Regions from separate parts of the Homo sapiens genome. Here region 2 is linked to region 1. A link is a contact called in ENCODE Hi-C or POLR2A ChIA-PET data. All regions are on one chromosome and are shown on one strand. The core of a region is the stretch at or near the end of the contact, and the rest is flanking DNA. Distances in the headings are between cores, read along the strand shown.

What was found. Hi-C counts contacts between places; a loop is a spot of excess contacts on that map. ChIA-PET counts read pairs that join two places held with the same protein, here RNA polymerase II (POLR2A). Pooled maps may share reads with other maps.
Region 2: a map of endothelial cell of umbilical vein shows a loop between it and region 1 (6-fold over the local background). The contact joins the promoter of PIK3R4 here to the enhancer-like site in region 1. A Hi-C loop is called at or near these places in 4 of 168 maps with a recorded cell type or tissue (Caco-2, HepG2, IMR-90 and 1 more) and 9 of 50 pooled maps. POLR2A ChIA-PET finds 5 or more read pairs at or near these places in 10 of 52 experiments (AG04450, GM12878, OCI-LY7 and 6 more).

Annotation. Positions count from the first base shown.
Region 1 is chr3:130,698,897-130,703,334 of GRCh38, reverse strand. The region is part of intron 13 of PIK3R4 (phosphoinositide-3-kinase regulatory subunit 4); the gene reads left to right. Among named protein-coding and RNA genes, the nearest start is that of PIK3R4, 46 kb to the left of the region's middle. Within about 2 kb of position 2,539, at least 2 of the 41 ENCODE cell types and tissues checked have a DNase peak (open chromatin) inside an H3K27ac peak, as active enhancers do.
Region 2 is chr3:130,744,970-130,749,407 of GRCh38, reverse strand. PIK3R4 (phosphoinositide-3-kinase regulatory subunit 4) reads left to right here and starts at 2,579. Exons shown (of 20, transcript NM_014602.3): 1 at 2,579-3,090; 2 at 4,144-4,438. The coding sequence starts at 4,190. RefSeq lists a silencer at 1,555-1,604 and an enhancer at 2,839-2,898.

The DNA.
Region 1 (4,438 bases), core at 1,290-3,789:
CAGAGGAAACAGGCATTTCAAAGGCCCTGAGGAAGAAACATGTTTGGCATGGTTGAGGAACAGCAGAAAGGTCTTTGTGGCTGGAGCAAAGTGAGCGAGGTGGAGGAGTAAGAGGGGCCAGTTAGATATGGCTTTGTAGGCTGTTGTAAAGGACTTTGACCTTGACTCTGAGTGAGGTGGGGAGCCTTTGAAGAGTTCCGAGTAGAGGAGAGATGTCATCTGAGTTAGTTGTCAACAGAATTACTCTGGCTGTTATGTTGAGAATAGACTGAAGAGGAGCAGGGCAGAAGCAGTTAGAAGACTATTAAATAATCAGGCAAGAGCTGGTCGCTTGGTAGCAGTATGAGGTGGTGGGAAATGATCAGATCCTGGATATAACAAGATTTGCTGAATGAATGGATTAGATGGAATATGATCATGAAAAAAGTAAAAAAATTATAGAATGGCTAACTGTGTAAGGAAAACAAATAGTGTACCATTGCCACACTCCTGCGGACAAGAAGGATATAATTTATGACTTCAAATCCCTAAGACTTTAAATATGCATGATGTGATTTTAATAAATGTGATTATGATAAATATTTTAGATTTGTACAACTTTATAAGTATGTCCCTATCTGATTTGCAGTTTGTCCTCCCTCTCTTTCTTTCTTTCTCTGTATTGGTTCTACCATATTCTTATTTGTTCTTTGCCTAGTTTGGTCTGAAAAGAAAGCTGCTAGAAATCAGAATTGAATCTCATCTGTGTAAACAGATGTGGAGAATCTCTGGTGCTTTTCTTGTTATAAGTTCATTGACCATAATTAGCCACAAAATCATCAAACAACAAAATATCTTTGATAACTAAAATAATTTAAAAATTTACTTAAGATTTTGTGCCGATTAGCTCTATATTTTTACACCATTCTTAATTATTGTATTTTTCCTCATTCTCTGTTTGTGTTGTATTGGTCAGAACATAATTTAAAAAGAAGTAAAGACTCCTAGGTCCGTGGAGCAATTTTTTTTTGGTCAACATTTTACTATAAAATATTCAAATATGCAAGCAAAGTTGAAAGTGTTTCACAGTGAACATCCATGTACTTGCCACCTAGATTTGTAATGATTTTACTATATTTGCTCTGTTTTATAACTATTCATTTTTCTGCCTCCCATCAATCTATTGTTTAAAATTTTTATTTTTATTTTATTTCTTAGAGACAGGGTCTCTTTTTGCCCAGGCTGGAGTGCAGTGGCCTGATCATAGCTCACTGTAACCTTGCACTCCTGGGTTTCAAGCAATCCTCCCGCCTCAGCCTCTCAGGTAACTAGGACTACAGGCGCATGCCACCACACCCAGCTAATTAAAAAAATTTTTTTTTTTACTTGAGAAATGGGGTCTCGCCACATTGCCCAGGCTGGTCTTGAACTCCTGACTTCAAGTGATCCTACCCTCTCAAGTCTCCCAAAATGCTGGGATACAAGTGTGAGCTACTACCTGGCCCCATTTTTTTTTAATGATTTCAAAATAAGATACAGACATCAGTATGTGCCCTCTAAAAAGTTCAGCATGCGCATCATTAACAGGATTTCAATATTTATAGCTCTTTTTTCTTCTTGATATAAAATTTGTATGCTATGAAGTACACAGATCTTAAATGAACCATTCCATGAGTTCTGACAAATAATACCACTGTATCCTGAATCCCTCTCAAGATGCAAAATTTGACCATCATACCAGGAGGTTCCCTTCTATTCCTTTCTTTTAAATCCCTGCTCTTTCCTTCCCCTGCTACTACCATTCTTTTGATTTTTTCCTAACCATTCTTAGCCTTTTTTTTTTTTTGAGACAGTCTCGCTCTGTTGCCCAGGATGGAGTACAGTGGCACGATCCTGGCTCACTGCAACCACCGCCTCCTGGGTTCAAGTGATTCTCCTGCCTCAGCCTCCAAAGTAGCTGGGACTACAGGCGTGTGCCACCACATCTGGCTAATTTTTGTCTTTTTAGCAGAGAGGGGTTTTGCCATTGTTGGCCAGGTTGGTCTTGAACTCCTGACCTCAAGTGATCCGCCCGCCTCAGCCTCCCAAAGTGCTGAGTTTACGGGTGTGAGCCACCGCACCCAGCCCATTCTTAGCATTTTAATTAGCATTTTAAGTACCTCTTCAGATAATTGTTTTCCAAGTGGTTCTTTGTTATTATCAGTTGGATTCATTGTCCCCTTTATTAGGATGGTAAATTGCAAAAACCCTGCTTGTTAGTTCTCAAGTGATTTTTATTACAGTCATACCTTCTGTATCCCAGTGTCATGCTTTAGACAGTGGTATTTTGGTATCACATTTCAGATAATATCCCCCAAATTTTGGTAATTTAGCTGACTTTATAGAATTTGGGAAGTCTGTATGGTTAGGAGACTGGATCTCCTCTGAATGCAGTTACTCTTTTGCTTTGCTGTAACACCTGCTCTCGTTTGTGGCCAGCCATGGGCCTTGGCTTGGGAAAGAGGGTAAGAAAATGCAGTGTGTCGCCCTTATCACATGCCTTTATTGACTGGTGAGGGGAGAAGGAAGCAATTCTTATTGCCAGAGCCAAGTGGGAAACAGCTGGTGGCAGGGAAAGAACAGCAAAGCTAATGTGTTTTCTTAGGAAATGTTACTAGTACATTCTGACTAAGAGGAGTTTCCCCCATGAGTGATGTTGGCAGACCATTCAGTTCCCAGTCCTGATTTTCTTACTGAATTATGACTGGTGATTTGGACTACCTAGATCTTGGCTCTGCCATTTTCTTTTTTCTTATTTGAGTTAAACTTTCAGTTTGTCTCTTTGGGACTAGTTCTTGAAAAATTGCTGTTTTTCTAAACTTTTGCACAGCTTTTTCAACTTATTTGTTTATAGTATTCTAAATTATATTTTCTATGTTTTCTTCTTGTGCTACCTTATTTCTGGCTCATTCAGCTTCTCAATTTTAGGGGAGATGGATGCATTTGGTATTCGTTGAAATTGGGGTGGTAGTAAAATATCTAAATGGAGTTCTATCACAGTGAAAACTTAAAACAATATGAGCAGTACAAAAGAAAGTTGTCAATGTTAGGGTTACATGTTTTGGAGTCACTGGTAGTGTTGAAAGTCAGCGTTTTTGAGTGGCTATGAAGTAAAGGGAATATGAAGGGCAACAAAAGCCTGATGTCTGAATCTTAGGAAGTTAAATTTTTGGAACAGGAAGAGAGGGGCAAGAAAGGGAAAGAGAAGAAACCATTTAAGTTAATATTATAAACTACAATGAAAGAGAAAACTTATGAAAAGAATATGTAGGCCTCTCTCAGTGAGACAAAAACCCTACTAGCATGAAAACCTCATAATGCCATTGATGCACTCTCATATAGTGCCCTCTGGTGGAATGCAATTGATACCTCTTTCCTGGAGGTTTTTTTACAATATATGTATCACAAGCCTTTATGATGTACATATCCTAAGGAAGTAACTAAGAATCAACTCAGATTTAGTTTCAAGACTGTTCAGATTGACTTTCTTTATAATAGCAAAAAATTAGGAGCAAACTAAAAGTTCAGCAGCAGTTATCAATGAAAAACATTGATAATTGTGTTTTTTAAAATTAGGTTTAAGAAAAGCATATGGGGTTTCTATTTTGGAATGGCAGAGTAAGGACCTCCAAAAATCTGTTCCTCCATAAAGCAATGAGAATACTGGCAAAGACTGTCAAAGTCAATTTTCTGAGAACTTTGGAAATCAGCTAACACCTTTCAGCAATCTAAAGTGGATTCAAGAAAAACACCTGACTCTCAGTAAGAATAGTGAGCCATGTCGTCCTTAACTTACTGTAATCTTATCCCCCTTTACCAGCTCTGTGGTAGTCTGGAAAAACAGCCTCACAACTATGGTAGTTATGAAAACTAGCCCCTTAGTAGACAGTGGAGGGGTCATAATGGCATTGGAGCTCCCCAAAAGCACATCTCCAGAGAATTGTCACTATTTGACCTCTGTGCCAGCTGGCTGAAAAGTTCTGTTTTCAGGGCCCATCTTTATTTGACTTGGCCCATACCTTGTTCTTTGAGAAAACTCTTACTCACAGGGCACTTGTTGAAACTAATCAGCACCATTTATTTAACATAGCAGTCATCTTGAGGTGGCATCAGCAGGCTGACAGAAAGCTTAAAAGGAAGAACTGGGTAATGAGATGTCCATATGGGCCTTTGAAAAGTTTTGATCTATTCTTGGGTCCTTATAAGACCACATGTATGTGTAGAGTTGTGCACATACCCAGGAAGAAACTGAAAAGACCAAATTCTCATGTCTGGCTGGCTTTGAGACTCTGTGCAAGCAAGAACTGAAGGCTAAAGCAGAGATGTAAAATGCTTGATGGAGTGTTGAAGGTGTGCCACAACACAAACAAAACCCTCACTTAATTGTTCAAGGCATTGAAAGAAATACCTGCCAGTTATT
Region 2 (4,438 bases), core at 1,330-3,829, 46 kb before region 1:
TAAAAGACCCAGAAAAAATTTTGGGAGAAGTATACAAAATAATATCAGGAGTGAGGAGTGCCTTTTCTGTGTGGGTTTCAAAATGTAGACATCATGACAATGATGGTTGCTTGGCCTAGGCCTTGAGATGGCAGTGAATGGGTTCAAGGCATATTTTGGGGATAGAATCAGCAAGAGCAAGTGATCACTGAATGGGAGGAATGAGTGTGGTGAGGAAGGAGGGGGAGAGTAGGAATATGTTAAGGATGACTTAATGAGTTCCAAATTTATAGTCTTGAGGAATTCAGTGGGTAGTAGTGCTGCATATTGAGATGGAGAAGAAGGGAGGAGGGAATGTTGCAGGGATAATAACGATTTCAGCTTTGGATTAAAACATTTTGTGTTTCAAAGAATACTATCAAAAAAGTGAAAAGACAACAGAGAGAAAATATTTGCAAATAATATCTCCAACAAGGGATTTGTATCTAGAATATATAAAGAATGCTTACAACTCAATAATAAAAAGACAAATAAACCAATTAAAAAATAGTCAAATCATAAACATTTCTTCAAAGAAGATATATGAATAGAAAACAAGCACAATAAGAAAGATGCTTAACGGAATTGGTTATTAGGGAAATACAAATTAAAGCAACAATGAGATACCACTTAACAGCCACCAGGATAATAAAAAAAGAAGATAATAACAGTGTCAGCAAGAATGTGGAGAAATTAGAGCCCTCATATATTGCTAATGGGAATGTAAAATGGTGCCTGCACTTTGGAAAACAGTTTGGCAGTTTCTCAAATGTTAAACATAGAGCTACCATATGAGCCCACAATTTCGTTCCTCAGTATCTATCCAACAGAAATGAAAACATATGGCAACACAAAGACTTATAGACTAATGCTATGAACATAGGAACATTATTCATAATAACGTAAAAGTAAAACAACTCAAATGTCTATTAACTAACAAAAGGGTAAACAAAATTATTTGCAACAACAAATAAATGAAGTACTAATACAAGCTACAATAGGGATAATCCTCAAAAACATTACCCAAAGTGAAAGTCAGTCACAAAGACCACATATTATATATAAAATGTCCAGAAAAGGCAAGTGTATACAAACAGAAAGTAGATTAATGATTGCCTAGGGCTGGAAGGGGGAGGAGAAATGGGGGAGAACAGGGAGTGACTCCGAATGGTTTCAGGGTTTCCTTTTGGGGTAATGAAAATGTTTAAAATCAGGCAGGCTGGGCGCGGTGGCTCATACCTGTAATCCCAGCACTTTGGGAGGTCGAGGCGGCGGATCACTTGAGGTCAGGAGATCCAGACCATCCTGGCCAACATGGTGAAACCCCATCTCTACAAACAATACAAAAACTAGCGGCCGGGCGCGGTGGCTCACGCCTGTAATCCCAGCACTTTGAGAGGCCGGGTGGATCACGAGGTCAGGAGATCGAGACCACGGCGAAACCCCGTCTCTACTAAAAAAAAAATACAAAAAATTAGCCCGGCGCGGTGGCGGGCGCCTATAGTCCTAGCTACTCGGGAGGCTGAGGCAGAAGAATGGCGTGAACCCGGGAGGCGGAGCTTGCAGTGAGCCGAGATCGCGCCACTGCACTCCAGCCTGGGCGACAAGAGCGAGACTCCGTCTCAAAAAAAAAAAAAACAAAAACCTAGCTGGGCGTGGTGGCACGTGCCTGTGGTCCCAGCTACTCTGGAGGCAGAGGCATGAGAATCGCTTGAACCCGGGAGGTGGAGTTTGCAGTAAGCCGAGATGGCACCACTGCATTCCAGCCTGGGTGACAGAGCCAGACTGTCTCCAAAAGAAAAAAAAAAAGGCCGGGCGCGGCGGCTCACGCCTGTAATCCCAACACTTTGGGAGGCTGAGGCAGGCGGATCACGAGGTCAGGAGATCGAGACCAACCTGGCTAACACGGTGAAACCCCGCCTCTACTAAAAATACAAAAAAATTAGCCGGGCGTGGTGGCGGGCGCCTGTAGTCTCAGCTACTCGGGAGGCTGAGGCAGGAGAATCGCTTGAACCCGGGAGGTGGAGGTTGCAGTAAGCCGAGATCGCTCCACTGCACTCCAGCCTGGGCGACAGAACGAGACTCAGCCTCAAAAAAAAAAAAAAAAAAAAAAAAAAAAAAAAAAAAAAAAAAAAAAATTAAAATCAGATTATAGGGATGATTGCACAACTCGATAGATGTATTAAAAACTACTGCTTTGTACATTTTAAGCAGGTGAACTTTATGGTATGTAAGTTATATCTCACCAGAACTCTAAAAATCCAGCTTGGGATATATTAGTTTTCCTAAATATTCTTGAGTTCTCTTAACTCTGTTCTGCTGTCCTGGGAGTGAAGGCGTGTCTGAGCAGATTCTAGGGGATGTCAGAAACCTCAGCGTTCGTGAATGAAAGGTAGAAGAGCAGGAAGGGGAATAGATCTTTGTCAGAGCATCATTTTCTCCCTGTAGACTCGCCCAAAGTAAGACCACGCCTTCCCTAGTTTCCTAGCAACCGGTTTCCTACCCTGGCAATTCCTCAAGGCTCACTCTTTTTCGTCACTTCCGCTCGGCGACAGGAAGTGAGGTCAGACCGGTTGCTTTCCCGGGAGTTCGGCGTTTGCTGGGGCTGCAGCAGCTGAAGTGTAGTGTTTTCTTGGGACTGGCGGTCTGCACTTCTCTCCCGGGTTCCATCTCCCCCCGCCCGGTGGTGAGGCCCTCGAGGAGGGCTCGGACGGGTGTAGCGATCCGCGCTAGAGGAAGACGAGGCCCGGGAACGCATGTCCCCCAGGGCAGGTTAGGGGGCTGGAGGGGTCAAATCCCGGGGTACTTGTGGAGACTCTTTAGCGTGGCTTCTTCTCTCTGCTGAGACCCCGAGAGCTTTCCCAGTTCTCCTCCCAGGACCACCGGGGTTCCTGAAGATCGGGACTTTTCTGCGCCCCTCCACCAACAGCCCATCTCCTGTCTATGAAGAAAGACCCTTCGTAGAAACAACTTCCCCGCTGCTGACGCGTTTTCCCGTCCCGTCCCCGAAGTAGTCTACTATGACCTCGTTGTGAGCCTCTGAACGATTTTGACACTTTCCCGAGGCCTAGGGTAAATGTTTATGTGTGCTCAAGGTCGTGTGTGTATATGTGTGGCATTTATTTCCTGCAAAACCTGAGTTAGCAGAACCCTGGGGTACGTTTAGCTAGTGTATACTTTGGTCTGCTTTTCTTTAACATCTGTGGCAAGGTTTCTTGTTGCAGACCAGCGAAGTTTGCACCTTCTTTTAGCTGGGTGAGAGGGCACACTGGAATTAGGCAGGAAGTGTCCAGGAGTTAACTGAATTTTTAGATCTTAGTTTGACCTTTTCAGTTTTCAGTTTTTCTTTTTTTTTTTTTATTTTTTGAGACGGACGGAGTCTCGCTCTGTCACCCAGGCTGGAGTGCGGTGGCGGGATCTCCACTCACTGCAACCTCTGCGTCCTGGGTTCAAGCAATTCTGCGTCAGCCTCACGAGTAGCTGGGATTACAGGCACCCACTACCACGCCCGGCTAATTTTTGTATTTTTAGTAGAGACGGGATTTTAACCATGTTGGCCAGCCCCGTCTTGAGCTCCTGACCTCGTGATCCTCCCGCCTCGGCCTCCCGAAGTGCTGGGATTACAGGCGTGAGCCACCGCGCCCGGCCAGTTTTAAGCTTTTAATGTGTCTCTTTCTTATTTCCAAGAAACTACAGATTCTTGGACAAGAACTATGTCATATGGTAACTTTGTAATTCTCATAGCCCCAAGCACAGCACGGAACACATAGTAAAGGCTCATTAATATTTTAAATTTAAATATGAGAAAATAACACAAACTAACATTTTTGGCTTAAAGTTGAAGAGGCCTATCTAAATATAGTTCAGCTCCTGGAAATGGCGATGCGCAATAGCAGGGTATTTTTAGGTAAAATAACAAGGTCTTCTTGGAGAAAATAACATGGTCTTTTTAGATAAATGTGTGTGAAATTTAGAGGCTGCCCCAGAAGGCTAGGTACAGTGCTGTTAGTGGAAGAGAAGTATGCTGCATCTGTCTTTTTGGAAGAGACCAAATAATGGAATAATGGTGTTTCACAGCTTCTTTGTTTCTTGTCTTTTTTCTTCATTTGTTTTTATTTTAAACAGGTATTATATCCTAACCTTACTAAAGACCACAGAGGTGCTTGCCATTATGGGAAATCAGCTTGCTGGCATTGCTCCCTCCCAGATCCTTTCTGTAGAGAGTTATTTTTCAGATATTCATGACTTTGAATATGATAAAAGCCTGGGGAGTACTCGGTTTTTTAAAGTTGCTCGAGCCAAGCACCGAGAAGGCCTGGTCGTTGTGAAGGTTTTTGCAATTCAGGATCCCACATTGCCTTTAACCAGCTATAAACAAGAGCTGGAGGAACTGAAAATCAGGCTTAATTCTGCACAGAAT